Regions from separate parts of the Homo sapiens genome. Here region 1 is linked to region 2. A link is an interaction called in ENCODE POLR2A ChIA-PET data of the cell type or tissue named here. Cell type or tissue: B cell. All regions are shown on one strand. Each heading gives the region's core, and the rest is flanking DNA. Links, peaks and the distances in the headings are about the cores only.

What was found. ChIA-PET counts read pairs that join two places held together with the same protein. Peaks named below come from ENCODE experiments on the same cell type or tissue, not always from the same donor. Only the 100,000 strongest peaks of a DNase experiment are listed, where the experiment ranks them.
Region 1: POLR2A ChIA-PET joins it to region 2 with 12 read pairs; 6 of 35 experiments call an interaction of 5 or more read pairs at or near these places.

The regions. Positions count from the first base shown.
Region 1 is chr7:99,523,706-99,532,032 of GRCh38, forward strand. ZKSCAN5 (zinc finger with KRAB and SCAN domains 5) reads left to right here. Exons shown (of 7, transcript NM_145102.4): 6 at 2,108-2,713; 7 at 7,403-8,327. Among named protein-coding and RNA genes, the nearest start is that of ZKSCAN5, 23 kb to the left of the region's middle. In B cell, for the core only: no CTCF peak of the experiment used is centred there; no DNase peak of the experiment used is centred there; H3K4me3 peaks cover 143 bases.
Region 2 is chr7:99,461,273-99,469,599 of GRCh38, forward strand. ATP5MF-PTCD1 (ATP5MF-PTCD1 readthrough) reads right to left here and starts at 4,895. Exons shown (of 9, transcript NM_001198879.2): 1 at 4,857-4,895. The coding sequence starts at 4,869. ATP5MF (ATP synthase membrane subunit f) reads right to left here and starts at 4,895. Exons shown (of 4, transcript NM_004889.5): 1 at 4,839-4,895. The coding sequence starts at 4,869. RefSeq lists enhancers at 53-553, 4,064-4,681, 4,682-5,297, 4,964-5,083. In B cell, for the core only: no CTCF peak of the experiment used is centred there; a DNase peak (open chromatin) is centred at 4,939; H3K4me3 peaks cover 1,447 bases; H3K27ac peaks cover 1,386 bases.

The DNA.
Region 1 (8,327 bases), core at 179-8,178, 63 kb after region 2:
TAAATGAGGGAGGAAAAAACATAAAAAGTCTGGTTTTGTGATAGGGTTTTTTGTTTATATCCCTGTTTTTACTGTTTCAGTGTCTTTTTAGGAAGGTAAGTAAAAGTAGCTATATGGTAAATTAAAATTAAAATTGTCTTCATAGTTTAGGAATTATAACTTCTGACTATATCAAAAAAGGATTATGGTAGCTCCCTTAAAGGTCATTGTAAGGATTAAATATACCATAAAATTGTAAAGTACTTAGTGTAGTGCTGGACTCATAGCACTCAGCAAATGTTTAGCTCTTATTACTAATATAATACAGAAAACTCTCCTCATGAAAACATCTTGGGACATTCTTAATAGGCCATGATACTCCCTGGGTTTTTTTTTTTTTTTTTGGGACAGAGTCTCGCTCTGTCACCCAGACTGGAGTGCAGTGGTGTGATCTCAACTCACTGCAACCTCTGCCTCCTGGGTTCAAGCGATTCTCGTGCCTCAGCCTCCTGAGTAGCTGGGATTACAGGTGTGTGCCACGACGCCTGGCTAATTTTTTTCGTATTTTTAGTAGAGACAGGTTTTCATCATGTTGGCCAGGCTGGTTTCAAACTCCTGACCTCAAGTGATCCGCCTACCTCGACCTCCCACAGTGCTGGGATTACAGGCGTGAGCCACCACACCCGGCTGATAATTTTTGTATTTTTTGTAGAGACGGGGTTTCGCTGTGTTGGTCAGGCTGGTCTCGAACTCCTGGCCTCAAGTGAACCGCCCGCCTTGGCTTCCCAAAGTGCTGGGATTACAGGCATGAGCCACTGTGCCTGGCCAATACTCTATTTTTTGTTAACTACTGAAGATTTGTCTCTGCAAACCATATTAAAACATCAGTGTTTTGAGTAAAGTATCTTGCTGATACAGTTGAACAAAGGAACTAATTATAGCCACTGAAACATCCACGGTTCTATCAGTGACTGCTGAACATTAACCTAGCTCTTGAAAGTAGTAGGTTCTTCTCAGGATATAGAAAGAATGTCTTTTTTCTTTTAGATTAATTCATACCAAACTGAAATCCTTTGGGCATTGAGAAACCTAGAAAGATCACCTTTCTTTTCTAGGCTATGAATTCACAGGAAGAGGAAGGTGAAGATGGGGTTAGCTGCATAACCTGCTATCCAGTTTTATTAAGAATATTGCCCAGTCGTGACTGGGCGCGGTGGCTCATGTCTGTAATCCCAGCACTTTGGGAGGCCGAGGCGGGCAGATCACTAGGTCAGGAGTTCGAGACCACCTGGCCAATATGGTGACACCCTGTCTCTGCTAAAATTACAAAAATTAGCTGGGCGTGGTGATGTGCGCCTGTAGTCCCAGTGACTTGGGAGGCTGAGGCAGAAGAATCACTTGAACCCGGGAGGCAGAGGTTGCAGTCAGCCGAGATCGCGCCACTGCACTCCAGCCTGGGTGGCAGAGTGAGACTCCGTCTCAAAAGAAAAAAAAAAAAGAATATTGCCCAGTCGCGTTGGCTCACGTCTGTAATCCCAGCACTTTGGGAAGCTGAGGTGGGAGGATCACTTGAGCTCAGGAGTTTGAAACCAGCATGGGCAACATAATGAGACCCTCATCTCTACAAAAATATAAAAATTAGCTGAGCATGGTGGTGTGCAACTGTAGTCCTAGCTACTTGGGAGGCTGAGGTGGGAGGATCGCTTGAGCCCAAGAGGTTGAGGATGCAGTGAGCCATGATTGCCCCACTGCACTCCAGCCTGGGTGACAGAGTGAGACCCTGTCTCAAAACACACACATACACGCGCGCGCGCACACACACACACACAAGAGAACATTTAACATGATACAGGTATTTGTAAGTGCCACACTGAGAGGAGACCCTCTTCGTTCAGTGGAATGACTGATTTTCAGTCTCCTTCCTCTGAACATTTTTTGCCAGCTCTTCCTTCCCTAACCTCCCTCACTTTTCTGCTTGAATATTTTTCATCCCATCCCTGTACTGTAAAAGTCCCTTTACAGAATCATGGATCCCTAGCACATGTCAGTTTCTCTTCATTATCCCCTCATTTTATTTCTTCAAATTCAAGGAAAAGCTCATTTTTTAATTCTCCCTCTGTTATTTCAGGTTATGAGTCCAGGGACAATATGGAGCTCATAGTGAAGCAGATTTCTGATGACTCTGAATCACACTGGGTGGCGCCAGAACACACCGAAAGGAGCGTTCCTCAGGATCCAGACTTTGCAGAAGTCAGTGACCTTAAAGGCATGGTACAAAGGTGGCAGGTCAACCCCACTGTGGGGAAATCAAGGCAGAATCCTTCCCAGAAAAGGGATCTGGATGCAATCACAGACATCAGCCCTAAGCAAAGCACACATGGCGAGAGAGGGCACAGATGCAGCGATTGTGGCAAATTCTTCCTCCAAGCCTCAAACTTTATTCAGCATCGGCGCATCCACACTGGAGAAAAACCGTTTAAGTGCGGAGAATGTGGGAAGAGCTACAATCAGCGGGTGCACCTCACCCAGCACCAGCGCGTCCACACAGGGGAGAAACCCTACAAATGTCAGGTGTGCGGAAAGGCTTTCCGGGTGAGTTCCCACCTGGTTCAGCACCACAGTGTCCACAGCGGAGAGAGGCCCTATGGCTGCAATGAGTGTGGGAAGAACTTCGGTCGCCATTCGCATCTGATCGAACACCTAAAACGCCACTTCAGGGAGAAATCCCAGAGATGTACGTGTGAGGAGTTTATATCCGGGGGATAAATGGAGGCGAAAAGCAAAAGGTGTTTTATTAGTACGGTACAACAGGACAGATGGGTGGTGATACTGGGGGGGGTAGGAAGAGGCAAAGGTTATCGTTTATTTGGTTCTTATGTATTTATTTTTTGAGACAGTCTCGCTCTGTCGCCCAGGCTGGAGTGCAGTGGCGAGATCTCAGCTCACTGCAACTTCTGCCTCCCCGGTTCAAGCGATTCTCCTGCCTCAGCCTCCCAAGTAGCTGGGACAACAGGCGCGCACCAGCATGCCCGGGTAATTTTTGTGTTTTTAGTAGACACAGGGTTTCCCCATGTTGGCTAGGCTGGTTTTGAACTCCTGACCTCAGGCGATCTGCCTGCCTTGGCCTCCCAAAGTGCTGGGATTACAGGCATGAGCCACTGTGCTGGCTGTGCTCTCAGCTGTTAGTGGTTCCTTCTGGTAATTCTGTATTTTAAAATAAAACTATTATTAGTTGGCTCATCAATTTTAAATGTTATCTGTTGACTTTCTATGGTAGTAAATGAGGATTTGGCTCTCTTATATGCTTTTCTCTCTTTCCCCTTTTCCCAATTTAGTTATTTTACTTATTTTAAAACAATAGCCTGGGTACAGTGGCTCACACCTGTAATCTCAGTGCTTTGGGAGGCGGCTGAGCTAGGAGGATTACTTGAGGCCAGGCATTCAAGACCACCCTGGGCAACATAGCAAGACCTTGTCTCTACAAAAAAATTTAAAAATTACCTGGGCATGGTGGCATGTGCCTGTAGTTGCAGCTCCTCGGAAGGCTGAGGTGGGAGGATCTCTTAGCCCAGAAGTTCAAGACTACAGTGAGCTATAAATGTGTCTGTGAATAGCCACTGCACTCCAGACTGGCTAACAGAGTGAGACTTCTCAAATAACAAACAAACACAAACCCAATAAAATAACAGTAGTACAGGAAGCTTGGAGAAAATAAAAAGAAAAAATAAATCACCCATAATCACATCACCCTAACTAATAGAACTGTTATTACTTAGTATGTTTCCTTTTTTTTTTATAAGTCTGTTTCACGTAGTCGTACTCAGAATTAAATATTAAGCGTACACATTTTCCAGGGCTGTTCAGCCCTCCTTTTTATTTCTGACAGTCTGCCATTGTGTGGTGGCATTGTAATTTACTCAAGTGTTCCCAGTTGTTGAACTTCAATTTTTTTCTCTTTTGTCCCGATAACTGTTTATGCCTGTGACTTTTTCTTTTTTTCTTTTCTTTTCTTTTTTTGAGACGGAGTTTCACTCTTGTTGCCCAGGCTGGAGTGCAATGGCACGATCTCAGCTCACTGCAACCTCTGCCTCCCAGGTTCAAGCGATTCTCGTGCCTCAGCCTCCTGAGTAGCTGAGATTACAGGCATTTGCCACCATACCTGGCTAATTTTTTTTTGTATTTTTAGTAGAGATGGGGTTTCACTATATTGGCCAGGATGGTCTCGAACTCCTGACCTCAAGTGATCCACCCGCCTTGGCCTCCCAAAGTGCTGGGATTATAGGTGTGAGCTACCATGCCGGGCCAGTATTTTTAAACATCTGTTCAAATGACAGTAAATTTATCTGTGAATGAGATCGTCATAAACTGTGCTGTGAACTTAAAGGCCCTTACTAATATTCTTCAGATGATTCTAAGACCAGCCAAAATGTTTTTCTTTTTTTTTTTTTTTTTTTTAATTCTGCCTTTGATGTTTACAGCCACGCTGCATCTTCCACCATGGCACAGAAGTCAGTAAAGTGTCTTTAAAGTTCTGGGTTTGAGCTGAGCTATCCTCTCAGCTAGTGTTTTCCCGTTCTACTCGATGATTCCCTCATTTGGAAAATCCACCAATAGCGCTTTGGACTTGAAAAAGCAATCGCTTTAAAATAGTTATCTTTTGTTTTCTACCTTCCCTGCAATTGTTTCTATGGCTAGTTTCCCAGTGAATACTCACTTGCCTTCCACATTTTTTTTGTGGGGCGGGGGCGTTTTTGTATTTTGAGATAGGGTCTTGCTCTGTCACACAGGCTAGGGTAAAGTAGCGGGATCTCAGCTCACTGCAGCCTCCACTTCCTGGGCTGAACTAATCCTCCCACCTCAGCTTCCTGCATAGCTGGGACTACAAGTGTTCACCACCACACCCAGCTAATTTATGTATTTTTTGTAGAGAAGGGGTCTGGCTCTGTTGCCCAGGCTGGTCTTGAACTTCTAGGCTTAAGCGATCCTCCAGCCTTGGCCTCCACAAGTGCTAGGAGTTACAGGTGTGAGCCACCATGCCCGGTCCTCCCTCATTTTTCTGGATCAAAGGGGGAATACATGTTTTGCACATCCAGCCATATTATTGAGAGTCTGTGTTGCTAGTTGCACAGGATCTGCAGTGACCAGAACAGAGATACAGTCCATGCTCTCATGCAGCCGATGGTCTGGTGGGGGTAGCAGATAGTAAAGGTGATGAGCATTCCCAAAGGAGAAGGATGACATGCCGGGGGAGGAAAACTGAGGCTAGAATGTTGGCTAAGGGTGAAGGGGGCAGGGATTGCTGTATCACCCACCCTCTGACAATGCTTCTTGTTGGCTCATTTTGCCTTATTTCCTGACTCCTAGTCAGATATTCCCTGACTGCATACCCTCTTCATCATCCTTCACTCTCATTCTTCCAGTTTTTGTCAGTTCTCACCACCCAGTTATGTATTTGTTTTTTGTTTTTCTTTTTTGAGATGGAGTCTCACTCTGTCACCCAGGCTGGAGTGCAGTGATGTGATCTCAACTCACTGCAGCTTCTGCCTCCTGGGTTCAGGCGATTCTTCTGCCTCAGCCTCCCGAGTAGCTGGGACTACAGGCACCTACCACGATCCCTTGCTAATTTTTGTATGTTTAGTAGAGATGAGGTTTTACCATGTTGGTCAGGCTGGTCTTGAACTCCTGACCTCAGGTGATCCACCTGCCTCAGCCTCCCAAAGTGCTGGGATTATAGGCACGAGTCACCACACCCAGCCTGCTACATTTTCTTTATCAACTCATTGCTCAACGGGCACTTAGATTGGCTCCATATCTTTGCAGTTGTGAATTGTGCTGCAGAAGACAGGCGCTTACAGTCTTTTTGGTATATTGTCTTTTCCTTTGTGTAGATATACCCAGTTGTGGAATTGCTGGATCAAATGGCAGATCTACTTCTGGTTCTTGAAGAAGTCTCCATACTGTTATCCACAGAAGTTGTATTAATTTATCTCTCACCAGCAATGTATAAGCGTTCCCTTTTCACCACATCCATGCCAACATCTATTGTTTTTTGACTTCTTTGTTTTTTTTGAGATGGAGTCTCGCTGTGTTGCCCAGGCTGGAGTGCAGTGGCGCAATCTTGGCTCACTGCAACCTCTGCCTCTTGGGTTCAAGCAATTCTCTGCCTCAGCCTCTGGAGTAGCTGTGATTACAGGGCACCCACCACCATGCCCAGCTAATTTTTGTATTTTTAGTAGAGATGGGGTTTCACTGTCTTGGTCAGGCTGGTCTTGAATTCCTGACCTCGTGATCCACCCACCTCGGCTTCCCAAAGTTCTGGGATTACAGGCGTGAGCCACCTGCACCCGGCCTTTTTTTTTTTTTTTTTTTGAGATGGAGTCTTGCTGTTGCCCAGGCTGGAGTGCAATGGCGCAGTCTCGGCTCACTGCAACCTCAGCCTCCTGGGTTCAAGCGATTCTCCTGCCTCAGCCTCCTGAGTAGCTGGGATTACAGGCGCCCGCCACCATGCCCAGCTAATTTTTGTATTTTTAGTAGAGATGTGGGTTTCACCATGTTGGCCAGGCTGGTTTCGAACTCCTGACCTCAGGTGATCTGCCCGCCTCGGCCTCCCATAGTGCTGGGATTACAGGTGTGAGCCACCACGCCCGGCCTTTTGACTTCTTAATAATGGCCATTCTTGCAGGAGTAAGGCAGTACCTTATTGTGGCTTTAATTTGCACCTTCCTGATGATTAGTGATGTTCAGCATTTTTTTCATGTTTGTTGGTCATTTGTATATATTATTTTGAGAACTGTCTCCATGTCATTTGCCTACTTTTTGATGGGATTTTTTTTTTCTTGTTGACTTGTTAGAGTTACTTGTAGATTCTGGATATTAGTCCTTTGTCTGATGCATAGTTTGCAAATATTTTCTGCCATCCTGTGGATGAGTCTTGCTCTTTTCGTCAGAAAATTCCAAAAGTTTGTTGTTTACATTCCTGTTGGCATCAAGTACACACACACATCCACCTCTGTTACTCCCGTTACATCATAGTTTCATCTGATGAACATTTTTTATGACAGTTTATTTTTCCTTTATAAAAGAACTGATGGGCCAGGCACGGTGGCTTAAACCTGTAATCCCAGCACTTTGGGAGGCTGAGGCGGGTGGATCACCCAAAGTCAGGAGTTTGAGACCAGCCTGGCCAACATGGCAAAACCCCATCTCTACTAAACATACAAAAATTAGCTGGGTGTGGTCATGCACGCCTGTAGTCTCAGCTACTTGAGAGGCTGAGGCAGGAGAATCACTTGAACCCAGGAGGCAGAGGTTGCAGTGAGCCGAGATCGCATCATTGCACTCTAGCCTGGGCGACAGAGCAAGACCCCATCTCAAAAAAAAAAAAGAACTGATGACATTTTCACTTGCTCTTTATTTTTTTTAGGCAGTGACAAAAGAAGTAAGAACACAAAATTAAGTGTTAAGAAGAAAATTTCAGAATATTCAGAAGCAGACATGGAACTATCTGGAAAAACCCAAAGAAATGTTTCTCAAGTTCAAGATTTTGGAGAAGGCTGTGAGTTTCAAGGCAAGCTGGATAGAAAGCAGGGAATTCCCATGAAAGAGATACTAGGACAACCATCTTCAAAGAGGATGAACTACAGTGAAGTCCCATATGTCCACAAAAAATCCTCCACTGGAGAGAGACCACATAAATGTAACGAGTGTGGGAAAAGCTTCATTCAGAGTGCACATCTTATTCAACATCAAAGAATACACACTGGGGAGAAACCATTCAGGTGTGAGGAATGTGGGAAAAGCTACAACCAACGCGTGCACCTAACTCAGCATCAGCGCGTCCACACAGGTGAGAAGCCCTACACCTGTCCCTTATGTGGGAAAGCCTTCAGAGTGAGGTCCCACCTTGTTCAGCATCAGAGCGTGCACAGTGGGGAGAGACCCTTCAAGTGTAACGAATGTGGGAAAGGCTTTGGGAGGCGTTCCCACCTGGCTGGACATCTTCGACTCCACTCCCGAGAGAAATCCCATCAGTGTCGTGAATGTGGGGAAATCTTTTTTCAGTACGTTAGCCTAATTGAACATCAGGTGCTCCACATGGGTCAGAAAAATGAAAAAAATGGCATCTGTGAGGAAGCATATAGTTGGAACTTGACAGTGATTGAAGACAAGAAGATTGAGTTACAAGAGCAGCCTTATCAGTGTGATATCTGTGGAAAAGCCTTTGGTTATAGCTCAGACCTCATTCAGCATTACAGAACTCATACAGCAGAGAAGCCCTATCAATGTGATATATGTAGAGAAAATGTTGGCCAGTGTTCCCACACCAAACAACATCAAAAAATCTACTC
Region 2 (8,327 bases), core at 66-8,065:
ACAGCTCACTGCAGCCTCACTGAGCCTCCTGGACTCAAGTGATCCTCCTGCCTCAACCTCCTGAACAGCTGGGACTACAGGTGTGTGCCACCACACCCAGCTAATGATAAGTTTTAAAAAGCTTTTAGCAGATGTCCTATTGAGGGCAAAGAGTCTAGGACCACGGTGCCTTCTCAAAGATAACCACAAGAGGAGCCAGATTAAATAATCCCAAGGTTTCTTCTCCATTTTGAGATCAAAGGAAAGACTAAGGCTCTGTCAGGACCAGCCTCAAGAGTCTGCTGAGGGAGGCCAGGGCACAGTAGTTCACACTATAATCCCAGCACTTTGGGAGGTCGAGGCAGGCAGATCACTTGAGGTCAGGAGTTTGAGACCAGCCTGGCCAACATGGTGAAACTGCACCATGAGATCACGCCACTGCACCTGCCCAGGCTGGAGTGCAGTGGCATGATCTCGGCTCACTGCAACCTCCACCTCCTGGTTCTAGCGATTCTCCTGCCTCAGCCTCCTGAGTAGCTGGGACTACAGGCATGCGCCACGACACCCAGCTAATTTTTGTATTTTTAGTAGAGACAGGGTTTCACCATGTTGGCCAGGCTGGTCTCGAACTCCTGACCTCAGGCGATCTGCCCACCTCGGCCCCCCAAAGTGCTGGGATTACAGGCATGAGCCACCGCACCAGGCCAGAAAACTCACTTCCTGATCCAGTGAAGCCATTTTTTCACATTCACATAAACTATGCAGACATATTCTGCATCTCATTACCATGTTCAGGGGCTGGCATGGAGCCTGGCACATCACAGGAGAAAAAAGGCAACAATTTACAACTTGTTTTTCTTCCTAGTTCTATCTCTGTATTATGAAGACAAGGGTGTTTCCTTAAAACCAACACATCAGGGGCCGGGCACGGTGGCTCACGCCTGTAATCCCAGCACTTTGGGAAGCTGAGGCGGGAAGATCCTGAGGTCAGGAAATCGAGACCATCCTGGCTAACATGGTGAAACCCCATCACTACTAAAAAAAAAAAAAAAAAAAAAAAAAAAAAATTAGCCAGGTGTGGTGGCGGGCGCCTGTAGTCCTAGCTACTAGGGAGGCTGAGGCAGGAGAATGGCGTGAACCTGGGAGGCGGAGCTTGCAGTGAGCTGAGATTGTGCCACTACACTCCAGCCTGGGTGACAGAGCAAGAATCCGTGTCAAAAACAAACAAAAACCTAACACATTTGGCAGGGCACGGTGGCTCACGCCTGTAATCCCAGCACTGTGGGAGGCCAAGGCAGGCAGATCACGAGGTCAGGAGTTCAAGACCAGCCTGGCCAACATAGTGAAACCTCATCTCTACTAAAAATACAAAAATTAGCTGGGCATGGTGGCGTGTGCCTGTAGTCCCCGCTACTCGGGAGGCTGAGACAGGAGAATCGCTTAAACCTGGGAGGTAGAGGTTGCAGTGAGCCAAGATCGTGCCACTGCAAGGGACTATCCAGTTCATCCAAGATGCATCTATACTTATTCCACGAATTTCTCTTTCACTGGAAGGCAAAGGAAGGCCTCAGTCCTTGGTTGCCCTATTGGAACTCCCACCCCAACTCTACACACACCCGCTCCTCTGCAGCACTGAAGCTTCCATCTGCAATCACTGGGTCACATAAAGAGACCCAGTAGAGTTCAGAGACAGAGCAGACCCTTGGGTCTAGTGCCATTCTGGGTTTAATGCCATTTTGTAGGTGTGTGCCCTTGGGCAAGGTACTACTCCTTCTCAGTTTCCTCCTTTGTGAAATCCTTGGTACTTGGCCCTAGGTACTATGTAAATGAGAACTATTACCACCTTTCTGCCTGGTTATGAGCTACCTGAAGGTGCGAATATCCCCACCACTTCTTGGTACACGACAGATTCTCAGTAATGGTTGTAGAACCACAGATCCTCGAGAGGAAACATACTGTTCATTACTATGAAGCCACATGGAAATAGCAAGTCTCTCCTGAGTGCTAAATCCAACCTGGGGGTTGTCCAGAGAATAAAGATTTTTGGATTTGCAGGCCACATAAGGTCTTCATAGCATAGTCTATTTTATTTTTAAACAATCTTTTTAAAAACAGAAAATGACCCAATGCAGTGGCTCACGCCAGTAATCCCAACACTTTGGCCGAGATGGGAGGACTGCTTGAGGCCAGGAGTTTGAGACCCCATCTCTATAATAAATAAAATAAAAACAAAAAACCATTCTAGGCCCTGTACAGTGGCTCACGTCTGTAATCCCAGCACTCTGGGAGGCCAAGGCAGGAGGATCACGAGCTCAGGAGTCTGAGACCAGCCTGACCAAAATGGCGAAACCCCATCTCTACTAAAAATACAAAAATTAGCCGGGTGTGGTGGCGGGCACCTGCAATTCCAGCTACTTGGGAGGCTGAGGCAGGAGAATCACTTGAACCTGGGAGGTGGAGGTTGCACTGAGCTGAGATCGTGCTATTGCACTGCAGCCTGGGCGACAAAAGCAAGACTCCATCTCAAAAAATAAATAAATAAATAAAAATAAAATATAAAAACAAAAAAACCATTCTGAGCTCATGGCCAGACAAAAACAGGCCACACGAAATCCAACTCACTGGCCATAGTTTGCCAACCGCGATCTTATCTACTGCTGCTAATTCATATTTCCCTCACTTTATGTGCTCATGAAATACTGTCTTTGTCCTCTGGTGACAGACACTACCTAAAAGATCATCAATACCTAAGAGACATGGACTCCAATTTCTTCACCGGGGGTGATGCTGAATAGGCCAGGCATGTGACATGACCCTGCCTAAAGGTCACAAAGTAAAGGCTGGGATGACCAGCTCACACCGACTGAGTACTCACTGTGGGCCACGCAGCGTTCCAAGTGTCTTTCACATGCTAAATCGATTGATCCTTAGTTCAGAGCTCTTGACCACAGCCCTATGCTTAAACAAAATGCCCCAGTGTTCACTTTTCACAGGTTGTCTCCTTAACACAACTACCGTGTACGACGAATGCTATTATGCCCATTTTACTGAGGGGAAAACAGCTTCCCTCTCATCTATTCTGAACCCCTCTTCATTTCTCTAGGCTGAGATTAAGAATACAGAGGCCGGAGGCCGGGCGCAGTGGCTCACACCTGTAATCCCAGCACTTTGGGAGGCTGAGGTGGGCAGATCACAAGGTCAGGAGATCGAGACCATCCTGGCTAACACAGTGAAACCCTGTCTCTACTAAAAATACAAAAAATTAGCTGGGCGGGGTGGCGGGCGCCTGTAGTCCCAGCTACTCAGGAGGCTGAGGCAGGAGAATGGCGTGAACCCGGGAGGCAGAGCTTGCAGTGAGCTGAGATCGCGCCACTGCACTCCAGCCTGGGCGACAGAGCGAGACTCCATCTCAAAAAAACAAACCAGAGGTCAGGCGCAGTGGCTCACGCTGGTAATCTCAACACTTTGGGAGGTCGAAGCAGGTGACTCACTTGAGGTCAAGAGTTTGAGACCAGCCTGGTCAACGTGGCGAAACCCATCTCTACTAAAAATACAAAAAAAAATTAGCCGGGCGTAGGTACTGGTGTGTGCCTGTAATCCCAGATACTTGGGAGGCTGAGGCAGCAGAATCATTTGAACCTGGGAGGCAGAGGTTGCAGAGACGAGATCAGCTACTGCACTCTAGCCTGGGCGACAGCGTGAGACTCCATGTCAAAAAAAAAGAATACAGAAACGCAGTGGCTCACACCTGTAGTCCCAGCACTTTGGGAGGCCGAGGTACATGGATCACCTGAGGTCAGGGGTTCAAGACTAGCCTGGCCAACGTGGTGAAAGCCCGTCTCTACTAAAAATACAAAAATTAGCTGGGCATGGTGGCCTGCGCCTGTAATCCCAGCTACTCGGAGGCTGAGGCTGGAGAATCGCTTGAACCCAGGAGGCAAAGGTTACAGTGAGCCGAGATCACACCATTGCACTCCACCCTGGGCGACAAGAGCGAAACGCCATCTCAAAAAAAAAATGATAAAAAAAAACCAGAAACTGAGCTAAGACACACATGTGTTAATCAAAACTCTGCCACTATCAGGCTGTGTGACCTCAGAGAGGCCACACCACATCCCGAACAGTTATTTCCCTCATCTGTAAAATGGAATCGACTTTCCCAACAAGGACTCTCTGACAAGGCTACTATGGAGCATCTAGGGCTAACTATTCAAAAACAAACAAACAAAAATCATCAGTGTGCACAGCGGGATGAATGTAGCGATTTACACATGGGTGTCTCGGAAAAGCCTGCTAGTCATAAGGCCGTCCTAGAGAATAAAGTTCATTTACCACGAATCCTCAGGTTTGAATACCAGCTCAGCCCTCGCACGAGTTGTGACCTTGAACAGGTCACCTCGCCTCTCTGATTCAACATATATGCATCGAACCTTACATGGTATCAGGTACAGTCCTAGTCCTGAGCTCCTCCTGGAGCTTCATCTGAGCTTAAGCCTTGGGAAAAAAGGGCAAAAGCTGCGCCTAACATTCAAGTGCAAAGCAACTGGGTCGCAGCGGGAGAGGGAAGCGGCTATTTCTTAGCGGAAAGAGGAACAGTGGCCCAAGGCGGCGCATTCCCAGGCCCAGAAGCGCGTGCCCCAGATGCCTTCACCCTCCACGCCTAACCCGGTTGGCGCAGGCCCTGGGCAGCAGGAAGGCGCGCCTGGGCAGGCGGAGCGGGGTCTGGCGCGCCTCAAGTGAGGTCGTGGCGAAGTGCCTGAGCAAAGGGCAGGCAGCTCCGCAGCTTCCTTCTCTCCCAGTGTGGCTCTGGACCCTGGACCCTGGCTCCTGCTTCCACCACGGAGTCCAAACAGCCTTACCTGGGGCCGGACACTCACCAACTGACGCCATTTTGGAGTCCTGGTGTCCGCTGTGCCGGACCGCGCGAGGGCTGCTGGGTAGGGAATGCACGCCCCATCCAGGGGCGTAGAGCAGAGGCTCACGGGAAGCAGGTCACAACTGCGAACACCCTGGAACTACTAGAAGGCCATGAAGCGAAGGGCGAGGTGCCTGGACAGCAAAAATCCGAGGGTCCTGCAGTTAGAGAGAGGGGCGCCTCAGCCTGGGCTCTCTACCTTAAAAGGTGGGAAGAGGCCGCGCTGGGACTACAAGCGTGCACCAGCACAGCAAGCTAATTTTTGTATTTTTAGTAGAGACAGGGTTTCACCATGTTGGCCAGGCTGGCCTTGAACTCCTTTCCTCACGTGATCCCCCCGCCTCGGCCTCCCAAAGTTCTGGGGTTACCGGCGTGAGCCACCGCGCCCAGTCTATTTTTATTTTTATTTTTTACTTTTCAGACGAGCATTTACTTTTCAGACAGTGGCTTGATCACGGCTGACTGCAGCCTTGAACTCCCGGAGTCAAGCGATCCACCCATCTCAGCCTCCCAAGTAGCTAGGACTACAGGCTCACATCACCACTTCCAGCTTTTTTTTTTTTTTTTTTTTTTTTTTTTTTTTTTTGGTGGAAACAGTGTGGTGAGGAGTGGGGGTAGAGGCTCTCTATTTTGCTCAGGCTGGTCTTGAACTCCTGGCCTCAAGCGTTCTTCCTCCACCTCCGAAGTAGCTGGGACTACAGGTGCACGCCACCACGCCCAGCTAATTATATTTTGTAGAGAAGGCGTCTCCCTATGTTGCCTAGACTGCTCTTAAACTCTTGGCCTCGAGCGTTCCTCCTACCTCGGCCTCCCAAAATACTGGAACTGCCGGCATGAACCACACTGCCCGGGCTACTTCAATTTTGATTATTTTAATTAATTTATTTATTTATTTAGAGACAGAGTCTCGCTCTGTCACCCAGGCTAGAGTGCAGTGGCGCGATCTCGGCTCACTGCCAGCTCCACCTCCGGGGTTCACTCCATTCTCCTGCCTCAGCCTCCCGAGTAGCTGGGACTACAGGCGCCCACCACCACGCCTGGCTAATTTTTTGTATTTTTTTGTATTTTTAGTAGAGACGGGGTTTCAACATGTTAGCCAGGATGGTCTCAATCTCCTGACCTCGTGATCCACCCGCTTCGGCCTCCCAAAGTTCTAGGATTACAGGCGTGAGCCACCGCGCCGGGCCTCCGATTTTTAAAACAACCTCGAGAGCAGGTCTTGTAGTCATAACTTGCCAAATAAATGCCACCCTCGTTCAGTTCATTCTGCTACATTTCTTGTTTCAGAGGTGGCATTGTGGGGCTCCTCCATGTCTGCTTCCCTTCTCCCCAGGCAGTGAAAATCGCATATACAATTATAGGTGTGTGAAAGCACGGCCAGCATCGCCAGTGGGAATTAAAAATGGTTAAAAAAACAAAACAAAACAAACAGGCCAGGTGCGGTGGTTCACGCCTGTAATCCTAGCACTTTGGGAGGCAGAGGTGGGCGGATCACTTGAGGTCAGGTGTTCAAAACCAGCCGGGCCAACATGGTGAAAATACGAAAAAAATTAGCTGAGCGCGGTGGCAGGTGCCTGCAATTCCAGCTACTTGGGAGGCTGAGGCAGGAGAATCACTTGAACCTGGGAAGTGGAGGTTGCAGCGAGCGGAGGTCAAGCCACTGCACTCCAGCCTGGGCGGCAGAGCAAGACTCTGTCTCAAAAAAAACAAAAAACAAACAAACAAAAAAAAACCAGGCTGGTCGCGGTGGTTCACGCCTGTAATCCCAGCACTTTGGGAGGCCAAGGTGCGCGGATCACCTGAGATCAGGAGTTCGAGATCAGCCTCCTCAACATGGCAAAACCTCATCTCTGCTAAAAATACAAAAAGTAGCCAAGCGTGGTGATATGCGCCTGTCATTCCAGCTACTCCAGAGGCTGAGGCGGGAGAATTGCTTGAACCTGGGAGGCGGAGGTTGCAGTGAGCAGAGATGGGGCCACTGCACTGCAGCCTGGGTGATGGAGTGAGAACTTGTCTCCAAACAAACCAACCAACCCCAGCAAATATAGTAGTGTACTGCGGTAGGAGTGTTCTCAACGGTTCCTTGCACCCTTGAACTCTCTGTCTTCAAAGTTTATTTCACTTGCTCCTTGCGGTGTGTGTTGACCATCCACGGTATAATGCGGGTATAATGTAGTCTTAGGAGTTTATTACCCGCCTTGGGCTGCGTCCCTAAGCAACTGAACCCCCAGGAAAAACCCTGCCCATTGCACCAGGGCCTATGTAACTCCCACTCCCCAGGGCTGGGGCAGATGCCAGGGCTGGGGCAGAGGGCCCCGCAGGAAGGATCAGGGATGGGGTCTGCCGGACCCCAGGTGTCAGGTCCTCCGTGGGGCAGGAATCGGCCTGGGGACCTTCCTGGTCCACCCAGGGAATCCTCCTGCAGGGTGCGAGTATGGGACCTGGAAGACTACGAGGGACCGAAGAGACCCGACTGCACTGTGTCCGGGCAGAGGCAGCCTCCGGGAGCTGATGGACTTGAGGGCTGGGGCAGGGGAAGCTGAGGGGGCCGCTGTTCCGTGGGACGTGCAGGAGAGCAGCAAAAGGCAGGAGTGGCCAGTGGCACCCGCGCCCCCGCCCCTTCCCCAGGCCGGACACTCGCGGGGACGCAGAGCCGCCGGAGCCCAGGATCCGCACACTGGAATCCAGGGAGGCCCCGGGAAGAGGCCGGAGGGAAGCTACGCCAATGCCCGATCCCCTGGGGTGGATGGAAGGACTGAGGGCGCAGGAGCTGTGATTTGTATATGTATAAATGCCAACGTTTTAGTTAATGAACTGGGGTTGTTTCGGGGAAGGTGGGGGTGGGTTGGAGGGAGCAGATTATTCCAAAGATAATTTTTTTTTTTTTGGTAAGAGACGGAGTCCCGCTCTGTCGCCCAGGCTGGAGTGCAATGGCGCGATCTCGGCTCCCTGTACCTCCGCCTCCCGAGTTGAAGCGATTCTGCCTCAGCCTCCCGAGTAGTTGGGATTACTGGCACCCGCCACCACGCCCGGCTAATTTTTATATTTTTAGTAGAGACGGGGATTCACCATGTTGGCCAGGCTGGTATCGAACTCCTGGCCTCAGGTGATCCGCCTAGCCTCGGCCACCCAAACTGCTGGGATTACAGGCGTGAGCCACCGCCCCCAGCTTGAACATAGTACTCTTTCGTTGATCTGGCCCTCGTGCAAATTCTTAGTGCTCCCCAAGCAGAGGGCTGGGGAGAAGAGAATCCGGATCCCTGACAACCCCGCCCCAGCCTTCTCTGCTAAGCTGCGTGAAACATTTTCCACTGTGGCTTCCCAAACGTGTCTCCTTAGGAGACTACACAGCCCGAGGCAGGTGAATTTTCCCGAATGACAAGAGGATTATTCCCGAACCCCGTGGTGGCGTCTGCTTCTATCCTGTTTCGTT